Regions from separate parts of the Homo sapiens genome. Here all the other regions are linked to region 1. A link is a contact called in ENCODE Hi-C or POLR2A ChIA-PET data. All regions are on one chromosome and are shown on one strand. The core of a region is the stretch at or near the end of the contact, and the rest is flanking DNA. Distances in the headings are between cores, read along the strand shown. Region 1 holds the start of LINC02443 (long intergenic non-protein coding RNA 2443). Region 2 overlaps LOC105369617 (a long non-coding RNA gene). Region 3 overlaps LOC105369617 (a long non-coding RNA gene).

The links. A loop is a pair of places that touch in the nucleus more often than their neighbours do. ChIA-PET counts read pairs that join two places held with the same protein, here RNA polymerase II (POLR2A). Pooled maps may share reads with other maps.
Region 2: a loop to region 1 is called in a map of psoas muscle, with 1.8 times the contacts of the local background. The contact joins the enhancer-like site here to the promoter of LINC02443 in region 1. A Hi-C loop is called at or near these places in 1 of 168 maps with a recorded cell type or tissue (psoas muscle) and 3 of 50 pooled maps. POLR2A ChIA-PET finds 5 or more read pairs at or near these places in 1 of 52 experiments (activated T-cell).
Region 3: a map of gastrocnemius medialis shows a loop between it and region 1 (3-fold over the local background). The contact joins the enhancer-like site here to the promoter of LINC02443 in region 1. A Hi-C loop is called at or near these places in 1 of 168 maps with a recorded cell type or tissue (gastrocnemius medialis). POLR2A ChIA-PET finds 5 or more read pairs at or near these places in 2 of 52 experiments (H1 and PC-9).

What each region holds. Positions count from the first base shown.
Region 1 is chr12:5,240,369-5,245,325 of GRCh38, forward strand. It overlaps LINC02443 (long intergenic non-protein coding RNA 2443), which reads right to left and starts at 2,783. Exons shown (of 5, transcript NR_120476.2): 1 at 2,700-2,783. All of the region lies in intron 4 of LOC105369617 (a long non-coding RNA gene), which reads left to right. RefSeq lists a silencer at 4,395-4,689.
Region 2 is chr12:5,330,856-5,335,812 of GRCh38, forward strand. The region is part of intron 7 of LOC105369617 (a long non-coding RNA gene); the gene reads left to right. Among named protein-coding and RNA genes, the nearest start is that of LINC02443, 90 kb to the left of the region's middle. Within about 2 kb of position 2,441, at least 2 of the 41 ENCODE cell types and tissues checked have a DNase peak (open chromatin) inside an H3K27ac peak, as active enhancers do; they include psoas muscle, where a contact is called at or near this core.
Region 3 is chr12:5,170,671-5,175,627 of GRCh38, forward strand. LOC105369617 (a long non-coding RNA gene) reads left to right here. Exons shown (of 10, transcript NR_188066.1): 4 at 1,139-1,219. Among named protein-coding and RNA genes, the nearest start is that of LINC02443, 70 kb to the right of the region's middle. RefSeq lists enhancers at 1,155-1,891, 2,360-3,559. Within about 2 kb of position 2,846, at least 3 of the 41 ENCODE cell types and tissues checked have a DNase peak (open chromatin) inside an H3K27ac peak, as active enhancers do; they include PC-9 and gastrocnemius medialis, where a contact is called at or near this core.

The DNA of each region.
Region 1 (4,957 bases), core at 1,533-4,032:
CCAGACCTTGTTTTGCAGATGGACAAACCCTTGGCTAAGCTCTAAAATCTGGGGGCTACCATTTATTTTGCTGATGACTTGAGTCCCTCCCCGCTCCCCTTTATTTTTCCAAGAAAGGCTGCTCTTTAAAGATTGACCTGATCAAGTTTCAGGAAAGTTCGGTCAACTCTTGATTCCCACTTTGGATAATAGCCTGGTTAAATTTTAATGTTAGGCTGCCCTGTATTCAATTCAATAGCCCACATATTTATTAAGTAACTACCCTGCAAAAGGACAGACATGCACCGTTAAAGAGGAACCATGAATAGTGCATGATGCTCACTCTCAGAGGCCTGATTCTCTAATAGTGGAACTAAATAAATAACAACAACTGCAATAGAAGGCTGAACGTGTTAGCTATAGATGACAAGTTCAAAGTCCTGGGGCATTTTAAACTGGGAGAGACCATATATGCACAGTGTTGGGTTAAGTAGGGAAGCCATGGCGTTATGACGTGGGAGTGACAGCTGAGATAAGTCTCAAAAGGTTCATAGAATTTTTCCAGTCAGAGATGAGTATGGTGGCCTTGAAGAAGTTGGTGGGGAGGCATGGGATATAACTGATACAGGAAGTTTGATTAAAAGTATGGAAAAAGGAGTAGAGAAAGGTGGGCTCGAAAGAGTAGAGTGGGTACAGATTTTGGAGGCTCTGAATGCCAGGTTAAGTTTCTGGCACAAAGTAGTGGGGAGATGGGGAAGGCTTCTGAGCACAGGAATGGTCAGTGTTGTACCTTGGGAGAGTACTCTGACAGCAGCAAATAGGGTAAACTGGAGGAGAAGAAATAGAAGAAGACTACTGCAATGTCCTGGAAGAGGAGGTGTGAGTGCCTGCCTCAGCAAGGTGGCAATTAGGAAGGAGATGGTGCCAAGGGAGACATGGCAGAGAAACCTCCTCCACACATCCTCTCCAGTGCAATCCCTGGGTTAAATGACTCCTGACACAATGCTTTGAACAGCCAAATAGAATGGACTCTGGAGCTGTCTTGTTTCTAATTTTGTGCCTTAATGACCAGTTGATAAAAACCATCTAATGCCTGACTTAAGGAAGGTCCCAAGTGTTGGGACCCGCTCTGATCACAGTCCTCTGGCTACTTACGCAGGATATTTTGCCTGTCTACATTTATGGGAGTCTTGTTTTCTACACTATTTAATGTGCCCTTTTCTGAAAGATTATAAGAAAAGAAGCCAGATATTTGAGGTCAGAGGTTAGAGCTTGACGTAGAGATAGAAGGAAAGGAGGGAAATTATAGAAAAACACAAAAGAATTTATTAAAGAAAAGAAATTTTCATTGGTTCAAAAAGACAGCTAGGGCCAGGTGCGGTGGCTGACACCTGTAATCCCAGCATTTTGGGAGGCCAAGGCGGGTGGATCACCTGAGGTCAGGAGTTCGAGACCAACTTGGCCAACATGGTGAAACCCAGTCTCTACTAAAAATACAAAAAAATTAGCTGGGCGTGGTGGCACATGCCTGTAATCTGAGGCAGGGGAATTGCTTGAACCAAGGAATCAGAGGTTGCAGTGAGCCGAGATTGCGCCACTGCACTCCAGTCTGGCGACAGAGTGAGACTCGGTCTCAAAATACAAACAAACAAAAAAAGACTGCTAGGGGTCCTGGACCATCCAGAAATATAAACACAATGTCCAAGATAATGGGTATACCAACTGATTTTCTCTATTAGAGAATTTTCCAATGATGGACATACATTGCAAGATGATTCCACAGGGAAAAAGGGTGTGTGTGTGTGTGTGTGTGTGTGTGTGTACATAAGCATTTGCAAAAAACCGTTACCAAAGTTTGTTGCTATTTAGCTCACCATTTCTGATTACACAGCAACCCCCATGAGGTTCCCTTCCCCCACTACCCTTGAGAGAATTAAATTGTTCTAGCTCCAAGACGGTAACATAAGCATCTGCCCATCTATCTCCAGTGACTTATTTACTATGACTTCTCCTTCAACCTGCAGGTCAAGGATTCTCTGAAACATAAATATTTAGGTCAAGAAAAATAGAGGAATTTATTTAATATAGTGGACTTTTTTCACTGTGCTCAATGAATATCTCCATGCCTAGTGCCTGTGCTATCAGAGGTTTATACGATTTAGAAAAAGCAATGTTCACTGTCACCTCAGACAAACCTTGACACATCAGTGGCTTAATGTTACCGCAAACATTTGTTTCTTGCTGACATCGAAGTCCAATAACAGGTGGGTCAAGCGGGCTCTGTCTCAGAGCTCTACCATCTGGTATATGTGCCATCTAAGGCCACTGTGGTGGAGGAAGAAAGAGCTGAAGGATCTTGCAGGCTGTCTGTAAGGGGCATGCTTCACGCAGCTTATCTCACTGTGCTTATTTCGTTAGCCAGAAGTCAGCAAGTCGAGGCTCCAACCTCATACAAGGGAGGCTGGGCATCCAGAAGAGCACAGGAATCTTTGGTGCTGCGGAGCTTTTGCTCAAGGGCTTCCTAGTGGCCATGTGACACCCAGAGGGTCCGTAGGCCACATTGACTAGCTCCGTCCCAACGCTGCCCTTGGGCTTCCAGCATTCATTGCACCCCCGCCCCCAACCGTGTGGTTAGGAGAAAGACTGCGAATGTCCTGTTAAAACCCTTGATAAAAGATATTGCCAAGTCCTGGCTGTGGGATGAAGATGAGAATCCTTACCATGGGGTCTGCGCTCTTGACTTTGGTTGTGGGGTGAGGGGAAGCAGAGGAGAAAGAGAGAGACAGAGACAATGGGAGGTGAAGAATGCACAAGCAGCTGAAACATTGCCTCATTGTGTTCCCAGATTCTGATACTGCATCACTGGCTTCCAGAGCGCCTGTGTGACGTCACTGGATTCCAGTCTCTATATTTGTTCACCATCAGTGCCTCTTACTGTAAATAATTGAAAGGAATATAATAGGGTGAGAATTATTGTTGCCTCCCCCCTTTCGCCTTTCATAAAATCTTTTTATATCAGAGGGGTCTGGCCCCAGCCACTCCTAGCTCTATAATTAGTTCTGGGAGCTGTGAGGACTGAGTTTTAGCTAATGACATTTCACAGTTCAATCTTGAAGTACCTCAGGCTTTGTGATCTTTTTTGAAGCAAAGAGCTAGGGCTACAGATGAACCTGGGTAATTTGCACTAATAATACGTCAGTCTGTCAGCAGATTCCCAAATTTTACAAATAAGCAAGGGAACCCTGCAGGCTGATGTGCCAGTCAGAGGGTCCTTCCCAGCCTTCATGCTCCCAAAGCAGATGAGAGTGGGCTTGGTTTCATTAGTCACAGCTGGTGGGTTTTCATTATCTTCATTCTCTCATGTCTGCCTTGGCCATCATTGAGCCACACACATCTTCAAGCAAAGCATTCTCTGCCTTGAGACACACTAGTTCTTAAAGTGCTCTAGACTTCAGGAGAACCTGAAGCCCCTCACAGAGCCTTTGGAGTGCATGGCTATGAGGCCTGGGCACACAGCGAGACATGTAGTTGTCACTATCACCCAGTGCAAAAACACTCAGAGGGGCTCATGAGAATCCTGTCTTCAGAAACTGAGGCCCCAAGACATTCAATGACTTGCAAGTCTGTTCTTTCCTGTCCATCTTCTCTCTTCTCTACCACACTTCCCCTCTCTCTCTCTCTGGAAATTACCTGGATTCCCTCTCTTGGCCTCCAGACGGGTCAATATTTCCCTGCTTTTGCACATACCCTTACCTCTGATATCGTGCCCTTCCCACCTTGTTCTGCTGAACTTCCTCTCTAAGGCCCAGTGCAATCATTTCTCATCTTTGAAGTCTCCTTGACTTTGTCCCTTCGAAACTGAGTTTTCACTCCTTCTTTTGTGCTGTCATAGCCTCTTATGCTTAGCTTTATTTCAGCAATAATCACACTGTGATATAACAGTGTATGAACTGTCTTTCTCCATCACGCTACAAGCTTGAGGGAATGCACTCTATCATCCTTGTCTTAGTATCACCAGAGCCCAGGTGCTTTAGACACATAGTAGATAATCAATACAAGTTTTGTGAGTGAATAAGTATAAAAGTGTTGACCCTTTCCCTATGCACAAAGATAACTTTAAGACTGAGAAAGACAACAAATGTAGAATGCTTGGGATGCTTTAGAAAAAGCGGGGGTTGGGGGGTCACTAATCAAATATTATTTTGAGACTTCAAGTCTCCATTTGTCCTTATCTCCCAGGACACACCGTGAGGACAGGCAATTGCAGTTTCATGCAAGGCCCTCCCCCTTTCTTCTGCTGTTTACACTGGATCAGAAGGTGGGGCAAGAGTCTGATTGCTGCAGTATTTGCAGGGCTGCTGTAAAATAAAACAGTCTCCATGGCTGAGAAGCCCTGTGGCCAGGGTGAGCCACACTTCACCTCGTCCTGAAGCTATTGTGCTTGGATATTAATAGCCCTAGGCAGTGTTGTCTGTGTGGGCAAGTGCTGCTTTTTCCGAGCTGTGTAAGCCCCCCATCTCCCAGAGACAAAGTGCTCCACAAATAACTGCAGCATGTTCTGAATTCCTCTGGGCGGGGAGCTTTGGGGATAATTAGCAAGGCAAGGAGGAGCAGGGGTTTAGACAGAGCACCCATCACCAACAGCTCCTGGCAGCCCACAGCTTGGGGTGGGGAGTGGGTCAGGGCTAGAGTGCAAGGAGCCCGGGTAGGTAGAGAGGGTCAGCTCTTCTGGATTTCAAGCCGGCCTCTAAAAGAAGCCAGCTGGAGATCTCAAGCAAATCACTGAAATTGGTTCAGTCCTCCTTCTTCTGGATTGGGGTTCTGCTTATTTCATAGCTTGTTTTGATGAGTGAATTGAAGAAAATCTTGTGAGAGGCATTTATAGATTGCAAAATAATATATTAATTTCAGGGAAAACGATGATAATGGTGATGATGATGGTAGTGGCTTGTTAGGACAGCATGTCCTAGAAAAAATA
Region 2 (4,957 bases), core at 1,191-3,690, 90 kb after region 1:
TTGGGAGTTGAGTGGGGAATCACTTACCTTTGTTGACCCAGCAAAGACTCTACCGAGGAGTTGTTTTGCCAGCAAGGCAGATGAGTATACATACAGCCATGTAGAGTCTCCTTCCAGAGGCCTTGTATAAGCAGTAGATTGATGAGATTCAATATGCAGTCTATTCCCCTTTTTAGTTTCATTCTGACCATGGCCTCATTAATATTGTAGCATAAGTTGCTGAGCTAACTGGGTCACAAAAAGTGTTAACAAGTTGAGAAGGGCCATAGGGCTCTTAGATCCTTGAGTCAGGGTTAGCAACTAAATTCACTAACAGAATTACTATACAACCAGGAAGCACTAACCTTTAGAGAATTTGTGCTTTCTAACCACTCTGCCTCCTAGTTTGAATAACATTAAGTCCAAGTTACTACTCTAGAAGGAAAAGCAAATCCAAACCCAAAATAGGAGAAGAAGAGTAAATTCTGGTTTACTGAGAAAGATCTTAAGGTCATTTAACAAGTATCTACTGAGCAACCATCATTTACTAGGCAGTGGAGATATATTGACAAATAAGACAAGCATGACTGTGGCCTGGATAGAGCTTACAGTTTAGGAAAGGAGACATAATTTAAACAAGTCATCCTCCAAATCTATAATTACAGTTGTGATGAGTGTCATGGTTGAGAACAAGGAAAGCAGCAGTAATAGACACCATGCTATAGTTTCCAAAACCAATCTGCCTCTGGGATACAGAAGTAGAAATCAAGGTTTTAACCTTTATCTTCCATAATGTATCATATGGGGACTTGCTTCATTGCAGAATCCTTTGTGAGGAGCAACATTTTGTGCCTCATTGTGGGAGGGCTCCTGTCCCTATTTAAAATGGAAACTTGGTGATCCTACATTCGCCTTCTATCCTAGGGAGATCTATGTCAAACTGGGTTCCATAATCATCCAAGGAGAATGTGCAGTGAGGTCAGGAAGGGCTGTGGAGAAGTTGAAATAGTTGGGAAAAGCGGGAAAAGAAACTTAAGACAGCTCAAGAAGTTGAGCCCACTGACTTGCCCTTTCCAAGTACGTGCCTCTTATTAGAAGATAGTGGCTTCTCTGCCCCAGCTGGACATGCAAATATGACTGGAGTGCCCTGGTCTGTGATGATAGGAGATTTCAGGGGTTAAAACAAGAATACACACACAATTCTAAAGTGTGGTTCTGTTTCTAGGGGACCTTAATTCAATTGGAGGGAAATACTAAATCTTGAAATGGTAGGTGCCTTTAGTATGGAGAGATCCACACATATTTAAACACATGACATAAGATTGAGCTCTTAGATAGGAAGGGCACTGAGGAGGCTCACCTGGCTAACTGATCACCTCCATGCCAGGCCACCCTTACATTCCAGGCAAGGAGATGACACCACCCACCACCCAGTGCACTGGGAGAATTTCCAGGGGAGCGGGGGTTCTAGGAAGGTCTCCACCCCAACTTAGGTACTCTGAATGCCATGAAGAGAATCACAGGCTTATTCCCTTGGTTCAGGGTTTTGTCTAAAGTTAAAATGCAAGGGTTACCAGAGGGGTGGCCGTTATGACTGTCTTAAAACAGTAGAAGGAAGAACCTTATTAAATCTTTTTCAATCAGAGCTAGCGGAGAGCAAAAGAGAAAGGCCACAGACCTAGGAAAGTGTAATGTGGGAGAGAAAAGAAAGAAAAAGCCTTGGTAGGCTGCATGGAAGAGCAGAATTCCTGGGTGATGTGCTGTGGAGCACTGTTTTAGAGAGGCAGTGGTGTGCAGTTTTAAAGCATTTGCTGGTTTTAATGGTGTAAATACTCCCACCGTGGAAATTTCAAGCTGCCAATTTGATGTCAACTGGCCCACAGAATTCCTAGAAATGAGCAATTGGCTCATGCATGCTGCTGGGGAAATGCTGGCTCCTGTACACTGCAGAGGGCTCCACGAGTGGGCAGAGAGACACTGAAAGGGGGCGGTAGGAAGTCCCCATGCAGGCCTGGCCCTCAGTGCTGGTCTGAGGTTCTCACAGACTGTGTTAAAGTTCTCCAGTGTGGAGGGCAGGTGTAGTGGGGCCTGGGTGGCCCAGGTAAACATGGGTGGGACTGAAACTACAGACAAGGGAGCAGTTTGGTGGGCCCCTAATTAGAATGAATCTCCCATCTGCCTTTTGAAACCATCACGTAGAAAGGCAATCCCTGCAACAATAGCATTAAAGAAATTATTAAATGATGACTGCTCACATCCCCAAAGTATGCATCTTAGCATGGGGACACCCATTTGAAGACAATACCCTGGAATCACAGAGGAGAAAGTGACAATGAGCAGAAGGGAGGGTGAGGCCAGCTGTTCCTCTTTGTGGGGGAGGCAGGGACAGGCAGAGTTATTAAAAGCTCCATGACATACTTTGGCTTTGGCGGTGAGGTTATGTCTCAGCCTGCGGGATCACTCCCTTCAGAGCACATTGGGAAGACATCAGGGCCGGCCTGGTTGAGTTATTCGCGTCCGTGGGGCCTAATCCTGCTCCATGTGTTCTCTTTGATAAGGCCCTGCCTTCTGTCTCCAAGCTTGCCTTTTCAGCTCCAGTTCCAGACAGGGCAAAAGGAACGATTCCCCAGCATCTAGGCAGAATCATGAAGGGGGTCAAAGCTTTGTCCTTGCTCTCCCTTCTCCCTTTCAATAGACTTCTCCGGGCAACCTGAGGCTGGTATCCTCCAGCAGGGCCCAGGGCTCCCCTCTCCAGACCCCAGCTGTGCCACAGGACCTCTGCCCTTCCACCCAATGCTTCTGTGTTGTTTCTTATAGTCCCATAATTTTTTCTTTCCTAATTTCTCTGATGAATGAAATTCCCGTAAACTATTTGACATGAAGGAGTTAATGACTGCTTTTGACTTAAGCAGTCACTCTTTCCCAGTATTTGTAGTTTTACAAAGCTTTGACACTGAAGAAGGACTCTGGTATGGGATAACTTCTGCCTTCAATAAATGGCAAGATGATCTGGGCAAGATTTTTGGTGCTCTCTGAAGTCATCCCCTGTGAGTGAACATCTAATCCACTCATGCCAGTCCAACTCGGATATGCCTGGACAGCCCCTGATATGGAAGAGCATCTGTCACTCACTGGTAGGTACAGATAGGTGCATCATGCATAGGCTATGCTGGCTCCTTTAATGGGATGAAGTGAGGCCCCTAAAATGGCCCCAGCTCTTCTATTCAGTCCAAAGACCAAGAAGAGACAGACAGACAGAAAGAGAAAGGAAATTTAAGTGTGTGACTGATGTTCCCAGTGTCTAGTGTTCCCATCTTTATGTCAGTGTGTAACCAGGGCTTAGCTCTCACTTATAAATGAGAACATGCAGTATTTGGTTTTCTGTTCCTGCATTAATTCACTTAGGATTATGGCCTCCAGCTGCATCCATGGTGCTGCAAAAGACACGATTTCATTCTTTTGTATGGCTGCATAGCATTCCATGGGTATATATGTACCACATTTTCTTTACCCAATCCACTGTTGATGGGCACCTGGGTTGATTCCATGTCTTTGCTATTGTGAATACTGCTTTATTACATACCAGTACATGGGTCTTTTTGGTAGAATGATTTGCTTTCCTTTGGGTATATTCCCAGTAATGGGATTGCTGGGTTGAATGGTAGTCCTATTTTTAGTTCTTTGAGAAATCTCCAAATTGCTTTCCACAGGGGCTGAACTAATTTGTACTCCCACCAAAAGTGTACAGGCATTCTATTTTTACTGCAGCCTTGCCAACATTCGTTATTTTTTGACTTTTTAATAAGAACCATTCTGACTGATATGAGATGCTATCTCATCATGGTTTTGATTGGCATTTCTCTGATAGTGATGTTGAGCATTTTTTTCACATGTTTTTTGGCTGCTTGTATGTTTTCTTTTGAGAAGACAGAGGGAGGGGGGCAAGGGTTGACAAATGACCTATTGAGTGCTATGTTCACTATTTGAGTGACAGGTTCAATAGAAGCCCAACCTCAACATCACACAGTATAACAAGTAACAAACTTGCACATGTATCCCCTGAATCTAAAATTTTCTTAAAAATTTAAATTTAAAAAATTAAAGTGAATTTTACAATTTTTAAAAAAGATACAGTCTTGCGCTATCGTTCAGAGGGGAGTGCAGTGATTTTACAATTTTTTAAAGAAAAGAGTTCTTTTCTGCTAGCCTTATTTTTGTCTGTTATACTGGTGATCATATTGGTTACATGAAAAGTTCTGTCATATTATTGCTATTTAAAAATAAATAATGCTACAGATACAAAAGAAGAATCTGTGACTGCTAAATCCTTTCCTGTGAGAGCAGCACACTGTGCAGAGTGGAAAGCAGGGTTTGCCCAGGCCATGAACAACCCATGTGGCTCTGACTCGTGACTTGTCTTTGTCAGAGATTCTCCAACATGCTTTGGGACTGAGACACACCCATGAAACTGCAATTTTCTCAGGATGTACATACCCCCTCTTAATCAACACAGGAGGCCAGCCACACAGGCAGACCTATCACCTCCTCTCTCTTCTCCCCAAACCCTATTCAAGACAGAGCTTCTTGGGCAGGGCTGAGTAGGGTATGTTGCTCCAGATGCAGTGAGCGATAATAATTGCAGTAGCTATCATTTTTCATGTGCTTACTCTGCCCAGCTGCTATGCACAGGCTTTATACAAATATATGTGATCGCATTTAATCCCTGCAACCACCCAGTCAGTTTCACGTTATTATTATTTTCAGTTTACAGATGAGGAAACTGAGACTCAAGCTAAATAATTTGCCCAAAGGCACACAGCTTATAAGTGACACAGTGAGGACAGAATACACCATGAATCCAAAAAAAGCTAGTTTCCCCCCAAACTCCGTGCTCTAGAAGCTAGTTCCACTTCTCCATCTCAGCTGAGCTGGGGCATCACCTGTGCTCCCAGGGGCTGGGTCCACGTGGCCATTGTGA
Region 3 (4,957 bases), core at 1,596-4,095, 70 kb before region 1:
GGACCAAAGGCGTAGGGTACAGCTCCCTTTTTGGGAAGTCTGTGAAATTTAAACAGTCCAGTGCCAGGGAATCTAGCTGGAGGGAGGGGAGGAGGAAAATAAAAGCCTCTCAAGTCTCTTTTCAAGCCTGGGATTGTGGAATTCTAAGATGTGCATTTGAGAACACATCAAAGATAAGGGGGAGATGGATTTAACTGCCCAGTTCATATGGAATGAAGTTGCTATGTGTTCTTCTATTGATGTCAGGTGCCCAGACGTGACAGCAATAAATCGAGAGGGATATTTATGTAAACAAAAGAAATATAAATAGATGGGAGAGAGTAAACTAAATATAAACTCTCAGTTCAAATCACTGTGAGAACAGCCAATGCTATTTTCAGAGGGGGTGTGTAAGTGCATGCAGGGTGCTATTTATGGCCAGAAGGTTGTATGTAAACTCTGACAGTCCAGCGGCTGCTTTCAATGGCGTGCCATTCAACTCAAGCTGAAGTGGCCTATTGCTTTCTCATCCCCACAGGGAAGAAAACAAGACAGAAAGAAAGAACAAGGAATGTTTTTCCTCTCGCCATGCACGTCTAGCTGTGCACAGTCTCACACTTTTATCGCTTTCCTTCTTGACCATCACTCCTTAAGTCCTGTACATTCTCTAAAGCTGAGTTAAGGTGCATGAGGACACCTTCAGGACCCTGATGCACCCCCATCTAGTCTGTGTTCCCGGACACCCCTGTAACACCCAGGCACATTCACGCATGTTACATATATTTTCTCTTGGACTACCTTTCTGTCCCTCTGACTATACTGTGAGCTCCCCAAGGGCAAGGCTATGGCTTGCATTCCTGAGCTAAGCAATAATAGGTGCTCAGATTTGGTTTGTTCACCCCATTAATCCCTGACCCAAGGGAAGTGTGAACTTGAACGTGTAGCAGGAAAGGGATTTATCAGACAGAGGGAGATTTTCTTTTTAAAGATGAGGGTGCTAGGAGACTGAGCCATGCTTCAGCTCTTGCTCAGAGGCAGGGGATGGCAGCAATAACCTCTTAAATCCGGCCCCTCCCTCTCAGAGATTTTTCCTGTCTTTGAAGGAAGGTCTCAATGGTGAGTCAATGATGAATCTAATCCACGTTTCCTCTTCTTGCAGGCAATTGCATCTAGCATATAATGTGTTGGTTATCCCCAGAACACAGAGCAGTGCATCTCCACAGCGAGAATTCCAGAACAGGTAGGAAATTCCTTGTCTTTGGGGTTTTACTTTTGCATGTTTCCCAGAAGGGGGCAGCATCTCCCTGAGATTTCTTCCCTTTGGCGGTACAATCCTTTCCAGCAGCCTTTAAGGAAGGGCAGATTCAGAAATCCGGAGAATTGCCTCAGTCTCTGCCATTCAGATTCACTAGAGGAGTGGGAATGGGCAAAGGGTGGCCTGTAGACTGGAGAACAAGTGTCTTCAGAATGACGTGTGCCCACGGTGGTCCAAGAACACGGTCCCACCCAGAACATGGTCCCGCCAGAGGCATCAGAGGGCTCAGGTCCTCAGTGTTTGTGAACCTACCAGGGTTTTTGTGCCCCGATGCCCGAGAGGTTCAAGATTTGAAAGTCAAGGGTTGTACAGAGGGGCTGTCTGGATGGGAAATTTTGCTGTGCTCTTCTCTCATCTATTTGGGCACCTGGAGGGCACACAGCTGCATCTGCGGCAGAGCCTTAGAGGGCAGATGGCTTACTCAGTGACTTAGCTAGTTACAGCTGGGACTAGCACTGAGGTCAGCCTGCTAGGATCTGTCAGGTGCTCTCCCAACCACCTGGGACTGCCAAGGTCAAGAGACATGCAATAATACCCGTTTTCCATGATTTTTACTCTCTGCAGTTTCAGTTACATGAAGTCAGTTGAATTTCAAAGATAGGTGAGCACAGTACAGCAAGGTAGAGACCACAATCACAAAACTTGTATTGCAGTATATTGTTACAATTGTTCCATTTGATTATCAGTTATTGCTGTAAATCCCTCACTTAATTAATAAAGTGTCACATTGAGGGTTGGAACTGGCGTTCTCACTCAGCAAAGCTCTGACCAAAGTTTAGCATTAGGCCAGCCTTGCTGCACACCGCACCAGGGACAGCACATTTGCGGTGTGCACTGGGCAAGTGCACAAGGGTGTACATTTGCTTCCCTTCCCGCTCCTGGCACCTGCGGGCTGGTCTCCTCCGCGTGTGCTGGGAAGTCATCAGAACAGCTTTCAAGCATCCTAAGGCCAGCCCGCACTCCCAGATTATATTTTGATACCCATTTACCTTCTACTGCTCTTCCGATCAGCATTTACTCTGCATTTCCTGGTCTTTGTGGTTTGTCAGCTCCTTCACGTTGCTTTCGCTTAGCTGGCGTGTGTGAGGATGAATGAAGAGAGTTAAAAGCCTCCCAACCTCTGGCGCGCTGGAACAGTTCCCTGAATGTGGGGCTGCTGTGAACTGCTGTCATCGCAACATCTATCAAAAACATCTCTTGCCCCCAGGACACGACAGAGTTTTGAAAGTGTTTCTGCCCTACGTTGCTTATGCAGATACTTGGGAGAGAGCTTCCTCCATTTCTGTCTGGTTTTTGGACAAATTCTTCAGATTGTAAGATGTTCAGCATTCTGGGTTGTTTGACTGTGGAAACGCACGGGAGCTCTTGCGGTGTAGACTCTAGCCCCAGTTCTATTGCCAATCTGTCAGGGCCCTAGCAGGCATCACTGCTGTTCTTTAAGACTTACTCTTGCCAACCTCCTGTTGCACCTCTGGAAACAGGACGAGAATGATTTTTTCTGCCAGTGAGTTGAGAAAAGTTGTCACACTGAAAGTACCAACTGAATAAGGTCAGAGAATCAAGGAAGCAAGTGCCTGTGGAGGTTGATGAATCAACAGAAAAATATTACCATATTGGATGTCCACCCGCCTATGTTTAAATCTTCATCTGAGAAAGGGGTGAAGTGTTGGAAAGCATTTAAAATCTGCAAAGATGGGAAATGAGATAACGACCTGGGTCCTCTGGGACAGGACATGCCAGTGCTGGTTCTTGAGAGGACAGCTGCTCCAACAGCCGGGCTCTCCAGAATATGCCGCCGTGGGCTTCGGCCTGGCAGCAGGGCCCCTGGAGGAGCCTGGCACCCAACAGGCGCTCTGTAAATATTTGGGAAGTGAGTGGACGAGTGACTGTCCCTGGTTTGGGCTGGTGCCATTTAGAGGGCAACCAGAGTGCAGGGAAGGGAGGAGCTTGGGCAAGAGGGACATTGCTGTCGCTGGTTGATGGTGAGATGGCACTTAATGAGAACCTGGTCATTGGGAAAGCCCCAAGCCTGCGTCTTGCTGTGATGCCTTCCCCATTATGAAGGGTCCATTGGCATGGGAGTGGGGAGACCTGGACTCAGAGAAGCTACAAGGGCAAGGGTGGAAAGGCATAGCTTCTGCAAGTTGATGCTGAAAAAGATCCAAGACTCATATTCAGCAGACAGCCCATAACCAAGAGCCAAGGAAAACTTTGCCTCTGCTTCTTCTACTGGACTCTCTTGGGCTATCCTTTCATGTCTTTATTTTTCTCAAAATAGCTCTATGTTCCTTTCTTTAAAAATTAAAATATAGCAAAATTGACTTTCGGGGGTTTTATAGCTCCATGAGCTTTAACATATATGTAGGATCATGTAACCACTACTATTATCAGAATACAGTACAGTTCCATGACCCCAAAGAACTCCTTCATGCTACTACTCCCTTTGTAGTCATACTCTCTCCATATTTCTAACCCCGGCAACCAATGATCTTTTCTCTATTACTATAGTTTTATCTTTTTGAGGATGTCATATGAATGAATTTATACAGCATGTAATTTTCTGAAACTAGCTTCTTTCACTCAGCATTATGCCTTTGAGATTCACCCAAGCTATTGTAACAATAGTTTATTATTATTTATTTTATTTTTCTTTATATTATTATTTTTTATTTCAATAGTTTTTAGGGTGGATGAGTTCTTTACTGGTGAATTCTGAGATTTTAGTGCACCCATCACCCAAACAGTGTACACTGTACCTAATATGTAGTCTTTTATCTCTCACCCTCCTCTCAACTTCTCCGCCAAGTTCCCACAGTCCTTTATATCACTGTATATGTTTTTGCTTCCCTATAGCTTAGTTCCCACTTATAAGTAAGAATGTACAGTATTTGGGTTTCCATTCCTGGGTTACTTTACTTAGAATAATGACCTGCAGCTCCATCCAAGTTGCTGCAAAAGACATTACTTTCTTCCTCTTTATGGCTAAGTAGTGTTCCATGGTGGATATATACTACATTTTCTTTATCCACTCACTGATCGATGTGGACTTAGGTTGCTTCCGTATCTTTGCAATTGTGAATTGGGCTGCCATAAACATGTGTGTGCAGGTGCCTTTTTCATAAAATGACTTCTTTTCCTTTGGGTAGTGTATTAGTCAGGGCTCTCTGAAGGAACAGAATTAATAGGATATATGTATATAGGAAGGGGAGTTTATTAGAAAAATTGACTCACACGATCACAAGGTGAAGTCCCAACATAGACCATCTACAAGCTGAGGAGCAAGGAAGTCAGTGCAAGTCCCAAAACCTCAGAAGTAGGGAAGCTGACAGTGCAGCCTTCAGTCTTTGGGCAAAGGCCGAAGAGCCCCTGGCAAATCACTGGTGTAAGTCCAAGAATCCAAAAGCTGAAAAACCTGGAGTCTGATGTTTGAAGGCAGGAAGCATCCAGCACGGGAGAAAGATGGAGCCTGGAAGACCCAGCAAGTCTGCTATTCCGCCTTCTCCTGCCTCCTTATCCTAGCTGCACTGGCTGCTGATTAGGTGATGCCCACCCAGATTGAGGGTGTTTAGTTGCTTGTGTTAGTTTGCTGAGGATGATGGTTTCCAGCTTCATCCATGTCCCTGCAAAGGACATGAACTCATCCTTTTTAATGGCTGCATAGTA